2 separate regions of the Homo sapiens genome follow, and region 1 is linked to region 2. The links are chromatin loops, found by intact Hi-C in ENCODE. Cell type or tissue: heart left ventricle. All regions are shown on one strand. Links, peaks and the distances in the headings refer to the core of each region. The heading gives the core; the rest is flanking DNA.

Region 1 (8,320 bases), core at 125-8,124, 640 kb before region 2:
CTCAGAACTCCCATTCGATAGGTTCCTCCCGGCTGGCGGCCTTCTCCAGGCGGTGGATGATGCTGTTCAAGTTCGCGGCCTTCTTCTTGCGCAGGGGGTTGTCGCGCGAGTCCCGGGCGCCCGCGGCCTCGGGGAGGCCGAAAAGGCTCTGCAGCGAGCTGGGCCTGCGGGGGGCGCTGCTGCTGCTGCTGTTGCTGGGCGGCGGCGCGGAGCTCGGGGCCGCGGGGCCCTCCCCCGGCGCGGCGGCGGCTGAGGTAGCGGCGTCCTCGGGGGCCGCGGGCGCGGCGGTGGCGGTCGCGGAGGCGGGGCTGGGCAGGGGCCCCGGGCCTTCCACGGGGCCTCCCTCGTGGTCGTCGTCGCGGGCGTCGTCCGGGCCCGGGGTCCCCGAGGGCGGCGGCTCCGTCTGCTCCGCCGGCCGCGGCACCTCCTCCCGCTCGGCCTCTCCCTGAGACTTGGGCTCCTCGGTGTCGGCGCTGCCTGGGCCCTCAGTGGCCTCCACGCCGTCGCAGCTGTCGCCCTCCGAGCTGGGCGCCGCCCGGCCGCTGCGGGCCGAGGGTGAGTCGCTGGCGCCCGCCTGGCCCTGACTCCCGGCCTGAATTTCCTCAATGAACAGTTCTCTGCGGATCCGAGACCTACAAGACAACAAGCGGCGGGGACGTGAGGGGGGTGCTGCTGGGGAAAGGGCCTCTGGTGCTACCCCAGCCAGACCCCTCTCTCTGGGGCTCCTGCTCCGTCCAGCCTGGAGGCCCCTCCGTGCCCCTCCAGCGACCCTCGGGCCACGGGGCAGCCCCTCTCCAGAGTCACCACCCACCCCTCCGGGCCTGGCCAGGAGCCATCCCAGGGCTGGGACACCACTCCCCTATTCTCCACTGCAACAAATTGCCGCGGGCACTTATTTTAATTTTTATTTTTTGAGACAGAATTTCCCTGTTGCTGCCCAGGTGGAGTGCAGTGGCTCAATCTCCGCAGACTGCAACCTCTGCCTCCTGGGTTCAAGCGATTCTCCTGCCTCAGCCTCCAGAGTACCTGGGATTACAGTCACCCACTACCACATCCAGCTAATTTTTGCATTTTTAGAAGAGATGGGGTTTCACCATGTTGGCCAGGCTGGTCTCAAACTCCGGACCTCACATGAGCTATCTGCCTTGGCCTCCAAAAGTGCTGGGATTACAGGTGTGAGCCACTGCGTCCGGCCACTTATTTTATTTTTCAAAAACCTTTTGGAAACAAGGCCTTGTTCTGTCACCCAGACTGGAGTGCAGTGGTGCCATCACAGCTCACTGCAGCCTCCAACTACTGGGCTTGAGTGATCCTCCCATCTGAGCCTCCTGAGTAGCTAGGACCACAACTGTGTCACTATGCTTGCTAATTTTTAAATTTTTTAAAGAGATGGAGTCTTGCCATGTTGCCCAGGCTAGTCTTGAGCTCCTGGGCTCAAGCAATCTTCCTGCCTGGGCCTCCCCAAGTGCTGGGATTACAGGCATGAGCCACCACTTCTGGCCAGGGTTCTTATCGAGTGACACGTTTCCTCCATCCCATCCCATCCCGCTCCAACTAGACTGAGAAAGGCAAGGTCCTATTTATTCTTTGTACACCCAGGCCTTGCACTGGCGCCTGGTGTGCAGTAACGAAGGCTGGGTGAGTTCATCAGTGAAACTGCCTGATAACCGCTGCATCCATCAGGACTTCAGGAGAGAGGACCAATTATTGGATAGTGGCCAAAGTGACAATTTTAATCTCTGAGCCACAGAAGGTCAGGTTGGGGGCTTGTGGTCCAGGGTAGGGTGGAATTCCACCAAATTCTGTATTTTTTCTTTCTTTTTTTTTTTTTCCTTTCCTTATTTTACTTAGAGGCAGTGTCTTGCTCTGTCACTCAGGCTGAAATGCAGTGGTGTGATCATAGCTCCCTGCAACCTCCACCTCCCAGGCTCAGGTGATCCTCCTGCCTCAGCCTCCTGAGTAGCTAGGACCACAGGTGTATACCACCATGCCTAAATTTTTAAAATATTGTAGAGACAGGATCTCATGATGTTGCTTAGGCTGGAGTGCAGGGGCAAGATCATAGTTTACTGCAAACTTGACCTCCTGGGCTGAAGTGATTCTGCTGCCTTGGCCTCCCAAAGTGTTGATACTACAGGTATAAGCCACCAAGCCCGGCCAATAAGGCTTTCTGAGGCTGGGCATGGTAGCTCACGCCTGCAATCCCAGCACTTTGGGAGGCTGAGGCGGGCAGATGGCTTGAGGCCCGGCGTTCGAGACCAGCCCGGCCAACATGGTGGAACCTTGTCTCTACTAAAAATACAAAAATTAGCCAGGCGTGGTGGCAGGTACCTGTAATCCCAGCAACTCAGGAGGCTGAGGCAGGAGAATCTCTTGAACCTGGGAGGTGGAGGTTACAGTGAGCCAAGACTGCCACTGCACTCCAGCCTGGGCGACAGAGCAAGATCCTGTCTCAAGGGAAAAAAAAAACAAAGGTTTTCTGGGCTCCTACTCTGCGCCGGGTCCTGTGCTGACTGTGGGGACTCCCCTGGGGAAGATCCTACTGTAGCTTAGCCCAGGGTATTGAACTCTGGTGGGGTGCAGGGGGTTGTGAATCTGCTATGGAGTTATTTGATTCCTGCGTGCAGTGAGCTCTGAACCTTGTCCTGAAAGATTTGTGAGCTCTGGTTCAGAAAGGAAAGGTTCTGAGAAGCCCCCCAGAAGTTCCAAGGTGTGTAAGTCTTTCCCCCTTCCCTGGGGCTACCTTGGGAGCCCAGGAAATGGTGGCTTCTGTGAACAGGTTCCTGGGCGCTATGGCTTTCAAGTTCCTTGGCAGTGAGACTGCTAGTTGGGGTGAAACTCTCCACCCCACCTATTCTGGTTGGGGAGGCGGGAGGCTATATGGGTAGTGAAGGTTTGGTCCCAGCCCGACCCAAAACCAGAGTACAGGCTTTTTGGAAGCAGGCACACTTGGGTTGGATATCTGGCTAAGGTGCTTACTAGCTGTGCAACTTGGAGAAGTTATTTAACCTCATAGCCATAGCATTCTGTGAGAAATAAGAAAATTTCATTTTTCATTTTTTTTTTTTTTTGAGAAGGGAGTCTCACTCTGACGCCCAGGCTGGAGTGCAGTGGTGCGATCTCAGCTCACTGCAACCTCTGCCTCTTGGGTTCAAATGATTCTCCTGCCTCAGCCTCCCAAATAGCTGGGACTACAGGTACGTGCCACGACAACTGGCTAATTTTTTGTATTTTAATAGAGACGGGGTTTCACCATGTTGGCCAGGCTGGTCTTGAACTCCTGACCTCAGGTGATCCACCTGCCTTGGCCTCCCAAAGTGCTGGGATTACAGGGGTGAGCCACCACGCCTGGCTACAACTTCAGTTTTCTTATTTCTTGTCTGAAAAATGTGGAGAATGGTATCTTCCTTGCAGAGAAGTTATTAAGATTAAATAAGGTATTAAATGTATGATGTAGGACCCAAAGTAGCCATTCAAAAAGGGGTCACCCTTCCCCCTATCCAGCCGCTGTTTGTGTGCTGTGATAAGCCCTAAGGCTGGGGTGGGGAGCGGACACCGTTAGGCATGGGGCTTGTGTTTCCATGCTCATGAGCTTGGCCCCTGTGTGCAGACTTTGCCTGTAAAATGGGGCCAGCAGCACTGCACTTGGGTGCTGATGGAGGGACTAATAAGATGATATATCTATAAAACTGTCTGCTCAGGCCGGGTGCAGGGACTCATGCCTATAATCCCAGGGCTTTGGGAGGCCTGGGTGGGAGATCACTTGAGCTCAGGAGTTAGAGACCAGCCTGGGCAAAATAGCAAAACCCCATCTCTACAGAAAAATACAAAAAATTAGCCAGGTGTGGTGGCATGCACCTGAAGCCCCAGCTACTCCTGAGGCTCAGATGGAAGGATTGGCTGAGCCTGGGAGTTCAAGGCTGCGGTGAGCTGAGATTTTGCCACTGCACTCCAGCCTCGGCGACAGAGCGAGACCCTTTCTCAAAAAACCAAAACCAAAACCAAAATCAGAAAACAAACAAACAAACAAAAACCTTTTTGGCTCAGTGCCTGGCACATGCTTTGTGCTCCACAGATGTGAGACATCATCCTTTTTAGCCTAGATTTGTCTCCATATTTCTAAGGAATACTGTCTTCTGGCCTAGAAAGATGAGCTTCCAGGAGCAGTTGTGGTTTTTAGGGAAGTCACACAAGGCTCGCAGAATGCCGTGGCTGCGAGGGTTCAGAATCTGAGTTCCTAACTGGGTGGACCTGTTTTTCCAGGGGAGAGCAGTGTCCTGTGGCATGTTGTTCTGGCAATCTCGTCATCAATCCTGGGTAAATGGTCAGCCTGAGATATGTTTTTTTTTGCTGGGGGACAGGGTCTTGCTCTGTTCCCCAGGCTGGAGTGCAATGGCATGATCACAGCTCACTGCAGCCTCAACCTCCTCAAGTGATTCTCCCACCTCAGCCTCCTGAGTAGCTGGGATCACAGGCATGCACCACCACGCCCGCCTGTTTTTCTATTTTTTGTAGACGTGGTCTCACTATGTTGCCCAGTCTGGTCTCAAACTCCTGGGCTCAAGCAATCCTCCCACCTTGGCCTCCCCAAATGCTGGGATTACAGGCCGTGCCCGGCCCAGCCTGAGATATTTTTAATTGCCTTTAGCCAGAGATATTTCTAATTCCCTTAAAGTGAAAGGATAAGAGGAAATAAAGCTCGGTTTTTTTTTTGAGGGGGCAAAAATTGACACCAAGTGTTACTCCCTGAGGGTTCCAGTGGGACAGGAGAAAAGAAAATCTACTTTTCCTGTTTAACCCCTGAGAAAAGAACGTAAAAAACTACGTTCTTGGTTAGGGATTTAACACATCCAGTGTCGGGAAGCTCTGTCGGGTATAACGGCAGGTTGGTCTGTACAAAGCATTTAGTGAAAGAACCAAAGTGTTGGAGAAGAAACTCAGTCTGCATCTCTGCTCTGCCCTCTGCCCTTGGCCTGCTGGGTGAGTGGTCTTTTTTTATTTTTATTTTTATTTTTTTGAGACGGAGTTTTGCTCTGTTGCCCAGGCTGGAGTGCAATGGCGTGATCTCGGCTCACTGCAACCTCCGCCTCCGGAGTTCAAGAGATTCTCCTGCCTCAGCCTCTAGAGTAGCTGGGATTACAGGCATGTGCCACCACACCGGGCTAATTTTGTATTTTTAGTAGAGGCAGGGTTTCACCATGTTGGCCAGGCTGGTCTCGAACTCCTGACCTCAGATGATCTGCCCGCCTTGGCCTTCCAAAGTGCTGGGATTATAGGCGTGAACCACCAAGCCCGCCCCTGCTGGGTGATCTTAGACAAGCGACTTCATGCTAATTTTGAATGCTCACTTCTCCTTCATTTATTTTATTATTATTATTATTATTATTATTATTATTATTATTATTATTATTTTCTGTAGAGACAGGGTCTCACTGAGGCTGGTCTCAAACTCCTGGCCTCAAACCATCCTCCTGCTTCAGCCTCCCAATGTGGTGGAGTTCCAGGCATGAGCCACTGTGCTCGGCCCCTCGTTTCTCCTTCCACCTGTTTCGTTGCTTATAAAATTCTTCTCTACTCCAATCCTCCTTTCAAGAGCCTGCTCATTTCATACCTCTTCCATGATATTTTTCCAGATCTCTGCAGCTCAAACTCATCTCTTGGATCCCATATTTGACTCAGCCCAGCCTGCTTTGTTGTGGAGTTATTTTTGAAAGGAAGCATTTGTTGAGTGTCTACTCTGGATTCAGACCTGGGATTCATTTATTTTTTTGAGACAGAGTCTCGCTGTGTCACCCAGACTGGAGTGCAGTGGTATGATCATGGCTCACTGCAACCTCCACCTCACAGGTTCAGGCGATTCTCTTGCCTCAGCCTCCTGAGCAGCTGGGATTACAGGCGCACCCCACCACACCTGGCTAATTTTTGTATTTTTAGTAGAGACGGGGTTTCATCATGTTGGCCAGGCTGGTCTCGAACTCCTGGCCTCAAGTGATCCACCCGCCTTGGCCTCCCAAAGTGCTAGGATTACGGGCATAAGCTACCACACCCAGCCCAGACCTGTGATTACTAAATTTTACTTACTAAGTTTTGAGGTCCTACTGGTATTCTTCTTCTCTCCCCTTCTCTATCTTTGCCACAGGTGTACCACTGAATTTGCTAGTGCTAAAATGCACAAAAGAGGCATCCCCACAATGACCGCAGACTACAGTGTGACGGGTATGACTGTCAGAAGACCAGCAAGACAAGCAGCAAACTGAGAAACCCGAGGGTGTGTACCCTGGCCAGGGGGCAGTGACTGCCATGCAGCTGAGGCCTGTTGGGGGACTTGGGAAACAAACGTGGCTCCAGCAGGGCCAGGGAACATACTTTTGGAACTGTTTTGTATAATTGGTAGCATCTATGCCCAGATGGTAACCTAGGGCTTTGCATGTGTCTATATTATAGAAAGCGTTATCACACATGCCCTAAAATGGATGTGAATTGCAGGAGACTTCAAAGTGCACGCATCTCTGTGGCTAGAAAGTAGAGATGGCATCTAGGCGTGGTGGCTCACGCCTGTAATCCCAGAACTTTGGGAGGCCGAGGTGGGTGGATCACTTGAGGTCAAGAGTTTGAGACCAGTCTGGCCAACATGGTGAAACCCAGTCTCTACTAGAAATACAAAAAATTAGCCGGGCATGGTGGTGGGTGCCTATAATTTCAGCTACTCAGGAGGCTGAGGCAGGAGAAGCTTGAACCTAGGAGGCAGAGGTTGCAGTGAGCCGAGATCGTGCTGCTGTACTCCAGCCTGGGTGACAGAGCAAGGCTCTGTCTCAGAAAAAAAAAAAAAAAAAAAAAAGAAAGAAAGAAAGTGGAAATGGGATAGCATGGCACCTGGCAAAGAGAAGCTTCAGGAAACCCCTGTCCACGTTTCCGTTCATTTCCTTCATTCTGCTTCATTACTGTTGAAGTTTCCTTCCAAGTAGAGGGACCTCCACTGTTCTAACTGCTGGCCTCCCTCTGCCTCTGTTTTGATCTGATTGCTAAATTTGGAATGAAGAAACTGGCTGTGCAGCTCCTGGACTTTCTTTTTTTGAGACAGGGTCTGGCTCTATCACCCAGACTGGAGTGCAGTGGTGTGATCTCGGCTCACTGCAACCTCCGCCTTCTGGCCTCAAGTGATCCTCCCACCTCAGCCTCCTGAGTAGCTGGGGCTGTAGGTGCGTGTTACCACGCCTGGCTAATCCTGGATTTTGTCCTTGCGGGAGGTAGCTGGAACACGGGGAGGCCTGTGCGGGGCCAGGGCTGCCATTGTGGGGAAGTTTGCCTGAGTCTAGGGTCCACGTAGCAGGTGCGCTCAGTTCTCACAATGAGCAGCATCTTGTGACTTTGCCTCTATGGGCAATAAAGGTGTGATTTGGACTCTGACCTAATATTTTAGTTTCCCAATTTGTTCAGAGCCTGGGTGGTTTACTGGGCCCCTTTAGGAACTCCAGTGGACCTTATGGGGGAGGGAGGGCCCGGTGAGAGACACAACTTCCCCTCCAGCCTGACTGTGACTTTGTGCTGCCCATGACTGTGTCATGTGCACAGCTGGGAGGGCCCCACTGCCATCGGCTAGACCTACGTAGGGTGACCTTGGTTGAACCAGGAGCACCTACCCCAATGTTATCGTGCCCTAGGGACAATGGGAAGCAGCACCTGAGATGGTCAATGGCAAGGCACTAGCTTAGGGATCTCCATCAGGGCCCTGGAATTCTTGGTTTCTAGCAGCAGAGAGTATGGTTATAGCTATGATCAGCAACTCAGGATCCTTCAGTGGGTTTCCTCCATCTACTCCAAACACTTCATCCCAGTGCACTTTGTTCTACCAAGACAGCACTGGGGCCTGACCTCCTTAGCCCCTCTGAGTTCTATATTTTTCATCTGTAGAATGAAGAGAACTGGCTGGGTGCGGTGGCTCATGCCTGTAATCCCAGCACTTTGGGAGGCCGAGGCAGGCGGATCACTTGAGGTCAGGAGTTCGAGACCAGCCTGGCCAATATGATGAAACCCGTCTCTACTAAAAATACAAAAATTAGCCAGGCGTGGTGGTGCACACCTGTAGTCTCAGCCACTCAGGAGGCTGAGGCAGGAGAGTCGCTTGAACCTGGGAGAAGGAGGCTGCAGTGAGCCGAGATCGTGCCACTGCACTCCAACCTGGGCGACAGAGCAAGGCTCCGTCTCAAACAACAACAACAACAAAAAAGGAATGACAAGAATAAGGTATCTCATATACATTTGTGAGCTGTGAGGATTAAGTGATATAACTCGGTGAAATACTTAGCTCAGAATCTGAGAT
Region 2 (8,320 bases), core at 21-8,020:
CTGCTTAAATTGACTCTGGGAGCAGATTCCGTCCTGGCGCTCACTCAAGAATGGCCAAGTCCTTTGAAGGTCTTTCCAGGACGGACCCCAGGGGCTTGGAGCTGGAGGGGCGGCGACTCTCCCAGGGATCCTCTGCTGATCGCAGAAGGGTGGGGCCCCTCCCGGGACAGCGTGGCTGGTGGAGGGACCCTGCCTGGCACCGGCTTCCACCATCACTCTGTTTTTCTGGCAACCCTGGGAGCGGCTGCACCTTTTTCACAGCCAGGACATGGCTGGGGTGGAAGTGGGGACTAGGGGCTGATGGTGTCTTTAGCCTGGGACACCACACTTCAGGGCAATGAAATGTCCTCATGGAATTTCAGGCCTCAGGGGCTGGTGAAGGCATGCGGTGAGGTTCCGAGGGGGTGCCCCCATAGCTAGAGTCTGGATGGAAAATTGTACTCTATGCCTGCTGTGAGCTGAGGCCCGGGCTGGGCTAAGGATTTCAGTCTGACTGGGGGTTGGCTTGGGCCTCCGGGGATCCCAGGGGTCTGTCCGTGTCTGTTTTTCTCTTCCTGTCTCTCTCAAACACAAGGTCTCGCTTGATCAAGGTGAAGTAGAGCCCTGAGAGGGAGGGAGTTTAGGGGAGGGTGGATCCCTGCTGGCCCCGGAGGCCTGGGTTTGCATCCAGGTCTGCCACGGCTAGATGGGTGTCCCTGGGAAAGTCACCAACCTCACTGGGACTCAGCTTCTCCATTTGGAAAATGGAGACAGTGACGATGCCAAGTTTCCAGGCTGCTCTCCTCCTTCAAGCAGGCTAGGCCTGGGGATCCGAGGGTGGACAGAAACACCTCACCAGACCACACTGAGCTTATATCCAGGAGAAGGCCAACGCCATGACCAGTGAGGACATCATGATGCAAGAAGGACTCAAGGTGACAGAGAGGTAGACAGCCAGAGGACAGGCTGTGGTGGATGGAAGAGAGTGGCCCACAACTGTGTGGGCCATGGTAAAGGTTTGGCCCTTGCTGGGTGTGGTGGCTCACGTGTGTAATCCCAGCACTTTGGGAGGCTGAGGCAGGAGGACTGCTTGAGGCCAGGGGTTTGAGACCAGCCTGGGCAACATAGTGAGACCCCATCTCTGAAAAAAAAAAAAAAAAAGCTGGGTGTAGTACTGTGTGCCTGGGGTCCCAGCTACTTGGGAGACTGAGGCAAGAGTATTGACTGAGCCCAGGAATTGGAGGCTGCAGTGAGCTATGATTGTCCCACTGCACTCTAGCCTGGGTGACAGGGCAAGACCCTGTCTCTAAGGAATAAAAAAGGGACACTTTCACTCCATTGGGAGTGACATAACCAGAAATGTGATTTATTAAACCAGGATGACAAATGCCAAGTCAGGAAATGCCTGTGGAGCTGAAGAAGCACAGTGGGGATGCCCTTTTCAGCCTGGAGGGCTTCCTGGAGGAGGTGATAACTTGAAGAATGGGTGGCAGAAATGCAGACAAAGAGGAGATGATGACCAGTCTCCAAATGAAAGATGCTGAAAGGGAGTCTCCTTCCACAATGTTCTCTCCTGGTTGCATCAAGGAGAGATGCTGGATTTGGTGCAGACAGGTCTCTGACCAGCCTACTGCCCTCTTTAGCAAGGGAGCAGACACCAGGCTGAGAGCCTTCCCTAGGCCCCGGCAGCCAGCCAGAATTGAACGGCATTGTTCCGTTTTCATGGTATGCATTTTTTTTTTTTTTTTTTGAGACGGAGTCTTGCATTGTCACCCAGGCTGGAGTGCAGTGGCATGATCTCGGCTCACTGCAACCTCTGCCTCCTGGGTTCAAGCAATTCTTCTGCCTCAGCCTCCTGAGTAGCTAGGATTACAGGCACCTGCCACCACGCCTGGCTGATTTTTGTATTTTTAGTAGAGACAGGGTTTCACTATGTTGGCCAGGCTGGTCTCGAACTCCTGACCTCGTGATCCACCCACCTCAGCTTCCGAAAGTGCTGGGATTATAGGCATGACCCACTGCTCCCAGCCATGGCATGCATTTTTATGCATGTTGTCTGTATGTGGCACAGGGGACTAGCTTTTCATTTTTGATAGCAAGGTTTCTTTTTTATAAAAGCTTTCTTTAAAATAAACATATGTATAGGAGTCGATTTAAGGAAAAAGATAAATGTAAACAATATTTAGCTACAAAAAAAAAAGTCATGAAGGTGAAATGAGAATCACTGAAGTCTGGGAAAAGGCCAGGCGCGGTGGCTCACGCCTGGAATCTCAGCACTCTGGGAGGCCGAGGTGAGTGAATTACCTGAGGTCAGGAGTTCAAGACCAGCCTGGCCAACATGGTGAAACCCCGTCTCTACTAAAAATATAAAAATTAGCCGGGCATGGTGGCACATGCCTGTAATCCCAGCTACTGGGAAGACTGAGGTGGGAGAATCACTTGAACCCAGCGGGGGGCAGAGGTTGCGGTGAGCAGAGATTGCACCAGTGTACTCCAGCCTGGGCGGTAGAGTGAGACTCCGTCTCAAAAAGATAATAATAAAATAAGGCTGGGCATGGTGGCTCATGCCTGTAATCACAGCTACCTGGGAGGCTGAGGCAGGAGAATCACTTGAACCCTGGTGGTGGAGGTTGCAGTGAGCCAAGATTGTACCACTGCACTCCAGCCTAGGCGACAGAGCGAGACTCTGTAAAATAAAATAAAATTAAAAAAAAAAGTGAAGTCTGGGAAGAGCTGAATTCTGAAGAAGAGGCTGTGAGAGATTAATTTGAAGGTGGATGTTCCAGAACCTTCTGGAACACGGGTTCCAGAACTGGTGTAGCTTCACTATACCAGTGTCATCTTCCAGTCTTGAGTCCAAATCTCCTTGAATAAAGAGGCTTGATCCTGGAACCCAAACAGGCAGGGTGAGGCCAGGGAAGTGTGGCTGCTCACAGACAGACGGACACACAGCCTCCCAGCCCCGTGGGAGCTTCTGTGCTGGCACCCGCGTGACGTGGGGTTTCAGGCTAGTAGCAGGTCGTGGGGGCCCCCGAGGCTTCTTAACAGACTATGAGAGGGACTGTGTTGTGCGGGGCAGGTCCTGCCTCCTCTAGGCCCCAGACCCCTTTGTGCCGCCAGGACTCTGGCCTGACGTGGTTGGTGAGCGTGGGCCTGGCAATGGGGCTGGGAAGGAGAGGCCAGCCTGGAGCCGCCCTAATCCGGGTTTAGCTCTCACTTCAAAGCTGGTGGCTTCAGCTTCATTGGAATGTCCAGCCATGGGGGAAGGAGGGACGCGCCTGGCTCCCATCAAGCGCCAGGGAGTCACTGTGGCCTCTTGAGGGCCAGGGTGAGGGGTGGGATGGGGGTGGGGCTGGAGAGCTCAGTGAGGCATCTGGGGTGGGGAGCCCCAGCCCTGCCCCTTATAGCTGTGTGACCTCAAGGCTAGTGGTTCAACCTCTCTGAGCCTTCATATCCCTCATCAGGGAAACAGGGTTAGCGGCACCCCCTCTCCTGGGGCCATATCTGGTGCAGGGCCTGGCCCAGGGCGGGGAGACCCCAGTCTGTGCACAGCCTGGTGCGTCAACGGGCTTTTGCAGCGAGGGCGGCCCTTGTGGCTCCACAGCGCCATCTACTGACAGCTGAGCAGCCTCTCCTGGCTCCGCCTTCCCCAAAGCCTCTGGGGCTTGGGAATCTCTAGATCACAGTCGGCACAAGAGTCCACAGCGCAACTTTGGTGCAGAGAAGACTAAATTCAAGCCCCGGCTGCTTAACCTATTCGATGTTAAGTTTCCTTAAGTAAAAAAAAATAGCAGCAAACACTTAGAGAACAGTCACCGAGCCCCAGGCAGTGTGCACTAACGTGTGTAACCCTCCCAGCAACCCTGAGGAGTACATCCTATTATTATACCATTTGACAGATGAGAAGACTGAGGCCAGAGAGGGTAAGGCACCGAGTCAAGACGCCTACCTGCCTGGCCTGTCCCAGCTCTGCCGCTTACTGACTGTGCGACCTACAGAGCAGCCAAGTGAGTACAGCTGGGGCACCCGCCTTGCACGGCTGCGGGGAGGAATTACACCTGGGAACAGTGGAAACCCTTGGCTCCAGACGCTGTGATCCAGTGACTCCAGCCACCTAACGCTCGGTGCCTCTGTGTCCCCATCTTCAGTGTTTTCACACATCTGTGACGTCTTCGCTCTGAGTTGGTGGCCCCTGCCTGTCCACATGTCCCCAGCAAAGGTCCACGAAGCAATCCTCTATCCAGCCTCAGTCCTGTGTCCTCGGGGGCACTGGAAGGCAGGCAGTTGGCAGGAGGCTGGGGAGGGCGGGATATTCAGGGGGAAGAGACCTTGGTCCTGGTCCCATGTCCACGGGAGGGGACCAAGGAGGGTTGTGTGTCCCGGGCCCTAAATGGAGCGGGACACAGTCATCGGGGACCTCAGCTGTTAGACTCTGATCCACGCCTTTCTCCACATTTGTTCAAAGTGGGTTTCCTCTCCTCGCGGGCTTCCAAGTGTTCTTTAGGTGACCTGACCCAACCACTCACTCAGGAACCTGGGCAGCACCCCCAGGACAATGGGTGGCAGGGGGGTGTCCCTTTCTGTCCCCACCTGTCACTGCCTGGCTGTGTGGTCCCCTCTGCCATCCTTTGTTTCCTGGTCTGCAAATGGAATGACATTATACCTCCAGCCATTTCCACTGCCAGCACTCCCATAACCTTTCCCTCCCTCTCTGCAGCCCAGCCCATCAGGGCATTGGGTGATTCAAGGCTGCAGGTTTGAGGCCTCCAAGCACCTCCAGTGGGAGGCTTGGAGACAGACAAAGCTGTGAAGTTTGACTCCCAAAGTGGGGCAACAAGATTCCTGGCTTCCATGGATAGGGGCGGTAGAAGAGCCAAGGATGGGGCCTCGATGAGGCTCTGGATCCCTGGGACAGCCTGGAGGGACAGCCTCAGGCTCCTGCACCGTCTGGGTCCCACCTGCCCCTTTTCCACACTGCCTCCATTCAGCGAAAGGCCCCTCCTGGAATGCCCTCATCCATTCTGGTAAATACTGGTTCTTCTCCCTCCTGCCCTGCCCAGAACTTCCATCAAGCGGGCAGACGTGAGTCTCCCATAAAAGCTGGAGGCCTGGCCAGATGCAGCGGCTCACGCCTGTAATCCCAGCACTTTGGGAGGCGGAGGCACGCGGATCACTTGAGGTCTGTAGTCCAAGACCAGCCTGGCCAACATGGTGAAACCCCGTCTCTACTAAAAAAATTAGCTGGGTATGATTGTGTGCCTGTAATCCCAGCTACTCGAGAGGCTGAAGCATGGTCATTGCCTTTGGGATGGGATCTCCGGCCAGGCTGGGCCCAGAGCAGTCCTGGCTGGGGACTGAGGACTCTCACTGGCTCACCATCCAGGCAGGCCCTCCTGGACAAGAGCCGTCCCTATGCCCACCTGCCAGTGAGGTTGCCCAGTCCCTGGGTGGCCTGGGCCACCTGACACATGGCCCTCAACAGTCTACACAGCACCTGGACCTCCACTGTGAGGTGGGCCAGGCAGGCTGGAGTACCCATTTTACAGTTGAGAAAGCTGGGATTCAGAGAGAAAAGGCAGCTCTCGTTTGCACACATAGGCAGGAAGTGGCAGGATGAGCCCAAAAGTCAGGGCGGAGGACCCTGGCCCAGCACTTTCCCTACACGCTGCTGTGAAGGCTCACACCCCAGCTCAGATCAGTTTCCGGGGGACTGGGCACAGAAGGCCAGTGACAGAGAAGCCCAGAGCTGGAGCAGGGACTGATTTTTTTGAGCGCCTGTGCTGGATCTGGTAGACGGGGCTTCACGCGGTTGGTCTCTCTAAAATCTCTCTCCAGCCTTAGGGCCGGGCATGGTGGCTCACGCTGTAATCCCAGCACTTTGGGAAGCTGAGGTGGGCGGATCACTTGAGGTCAGGAGTTCAAGACCAGCCTGGCCAACACAGTGAAACCCCATCTCTACTAAAAATACAAAAATTAGCAAGGCACGGTGGCAGACACCTGTAGTCCTAGCTACTCGTGAGGCTGAGGCAGGAGAATCACTTGAACCTGGGAGGCAGAGGTTGCAGTGAGCTGAGATTGCACCACTGCACTCCAGCCTGGGCAACAGAGTGAGGCTTCATCTCAAAACAAAAACAAAAACAACAAACACCTCTCTTTAGCCTTGTGTTGCTGTGCTATTTTGTAGGGGAATAGGTGCTAATATTCCCATTCTGCAGATGAGGAAACTGAGGCTCAGATAAGCTAAGATACTTGTCCAAGGGCCACAACTGCCCACGGCTGTCTGCTCTCGAAGCCTGTCATCTTTCCACTCCAAGGATGTGGTCACACTGCCCTTTCAATTACCAGAGACTTCACTTTGCAAACCACCAGTGGGTGCCTCCTTGGACCAGGCTTATGCTAAGCACTAGGAATCGGTGTGGGCTCACACCCAGCCTCTGTTCTTGAGAAGCTGGGCAGTGGACACATCCATAAACATCCCAGGGCATGGGCTAGGCAGAGTCCCGGGGGCCTGGAGGAGGGAGAAGTCCCGGTTGCTGGGAGATGGGGAGCCATCCAGGGCACCAATGAGCCAGGCCCGCCAGGGCAGGAGGAGCTCCGAGAGGCAGTAGACAGCCTGTTGTCATCACAGTTGTTGGGAGGCCAAGCTCAGCGAGTGATCAGGAGGCAGGACCTGAGCTGAGAGAGGCTCTCAGGTCAGGTGGCAGGACCCGGGTCCTCCGGCCAGAGCAGAGTAGTCATTTCGAAGGCATGGGGAACCTCCCGTGAGGCTTCGGCCCCTGCATGGGTGCTGTGGCTTTGCCTTCCTTTTGGGGAATGGATGGAAGGCCCGTGTTGCCGTCCACAGAGGTGACGACAGAGGCCACTGCTGGTCACAGTGAGAGGCCAGTGTGTGCTCTGTCTTGCATTCCTGCCCCGCGGGTCCTTGGAAAAGCCAGAGACTGCCATCTGGTCTCTATGGGTGGAACTAAGGTCACATGCCAAGAGGGCAGAGGGCAGTGGTTTCTTGACCATCTGAGTTCCATTCCCTCTGGGTCAGTTTTGGCTTCTGGGATCTGCCCTGTGAGCTCACAGAAAAGTACGGACTCCAGCAAGCTGCAGGCCCAGTTACCCTGGGAGATTCCAGCTGAGATGGGGCCTACTACTCCCCCTGGCTGGTCCCTTCCACCAGGGTGCCAGTGGCCACTGGGCAACAAAGCCCAGAAACAAGATGAGCTGGGAGCAAAGTTCCTTTAGCTCCATCCCCCAGCTGGGCCCAGTGTGTGGGGGGCCCAGGATCTGGATGAGAGGGGGTGCCTGCCTGACGTCACCAGTCAGCTTTGCCAAAGCCGACCGACCAGAACACACAAGCTGCTGCTTCCCAGGAAGTGGGGCAGGAGGGGGCTGGGCTGTCCCTGCCACTCCAGGTGCTCGTGCAGGCTCTGGGGCCTGGTTGGGCCTGGGTCTCTTCTCCAGGGTGGACGCTCTGCCCGTCCGCCTGTGCAGTTTCACCCCTACCCAGGCTCCATCTGGGACCCTCTCTGGCCTCAGTCATTGGTCCTTGGAGCAGGGTGTCGGCCAGGCCTAGGATTTGCGTCCTCAGCACAGGGTCATCAAAGCCTTGACGAGGCCCTCCGGCGGCTTGCCAGTTTCCGAGAGGTGAGATCATACACCTGAAAGTGGGCCCGCCCGGCCCTGCGCCTTGAATGGACTTCTTGTTCTCCCAGATCCTGGCTGTCAGCGCCAGGCTTGTCAGCAGGAGGTGACTCTGTTGGCCGTTCCTGCCTGGCCAGAGGCCCTGCCAGAGGCTAGGCGAGGGTGGGAGGCAGCTCAGAGCTGGCCCTGAACAGTCCCTCCAGCTGGGAGGCCCCGTTGTCTCTGCACCCCTTGTCCCTGATAGTGGGGCATGGGAAGGAGATGCCGTATCATAGGGTCTTCCATCGTGAAATCCTAGAAGTGTCTGGTACTCAAATGCTCAGTACAAGCTGCAGGGCCCCTGTATTCAGCAGCTTGGCTCTCATGCCTTCCCGGGGGGCCCAGAGATAAATAAGGCCAATGACTACCCACGAGGTGCACCCAGCCCAGGGAGCAGAATGAGTGGTTGGGTCTCAACGTTACGACCTGGCCAGTGGGATCTTAGAGGCAAGTCCTGTATACAGAACTTCAGAGCATAGAGAAGGGAGGGAATGCAGGCTTAGAGGTGGTAGGCTGCATGAGGAAGGGTTGTCAAGCTGAGCCCTAGTGGAGGAAGATGGGCAGGGGACAAAGATGGAGACAGCTAGTGTAGGCCCTACAGTGGGAACAGTGTGGCCTGGAGCTCTGGCCAGGGCAGGACAGTGGGGGTGGGGAGGATAGAAGGGGCTGG

Evidence for each region. Hi-C counts contacts between places; a loop is a spot of excess contacts. Peaks named below come from ENCODE experiments on the same cell type or tissue, not always from the same donor. Only the 100,000 strongest peaks of a DNase experiment are listed, where the experiment ranks them.
Region 1: a loop joins it to region 2, with 2.3 times the contacts of the local background. A loop is called at or near these places in 53 of 110 quality-filtered maps.

What each region holds. Positions count from the first base shown.
Region 1 is chr7:102,240,724-102,249,043 of GRCh38, reverse strand. CUX1 (cut like homeobox 1) reads right to left here. Exons shown (of 24, transcript NM_181552.4): 24 at 1-632. The coding sequence ends at 2. LOC124901711 (a long non-coding RNA gene) reads left to right here and starts at 1,672. Exons shown (of 3, transcript XR_007060458.1): 1 at 1,672-1,753; 2 at 6,140-6,268. In heart left ventricle, for the core only: no CTCF peak of the experiment used is centred there; no DNase peak of the experiment used is centred there.
Region 2 is chr7:101,597,857-101,606,176 of GRCh38, reverse strand. No RefSeq gene overlaps it. Among named protein-coding and RNA genes, the nearest start is that of MYL10, 27 kb to the left of the region's middle. RefSeq lists a silencer at 3,448-3,507 and enhancers at 6,069-6,996, 6,997-7,925. In heart left ventricle, for the core only: CTCF peaks have their summits at 3,378 and 3,585 (motif pointing left); DNase peaks (open chromatin) are centred at 3,586 and 7,645; H3K27me3 peaks cover 626 bases.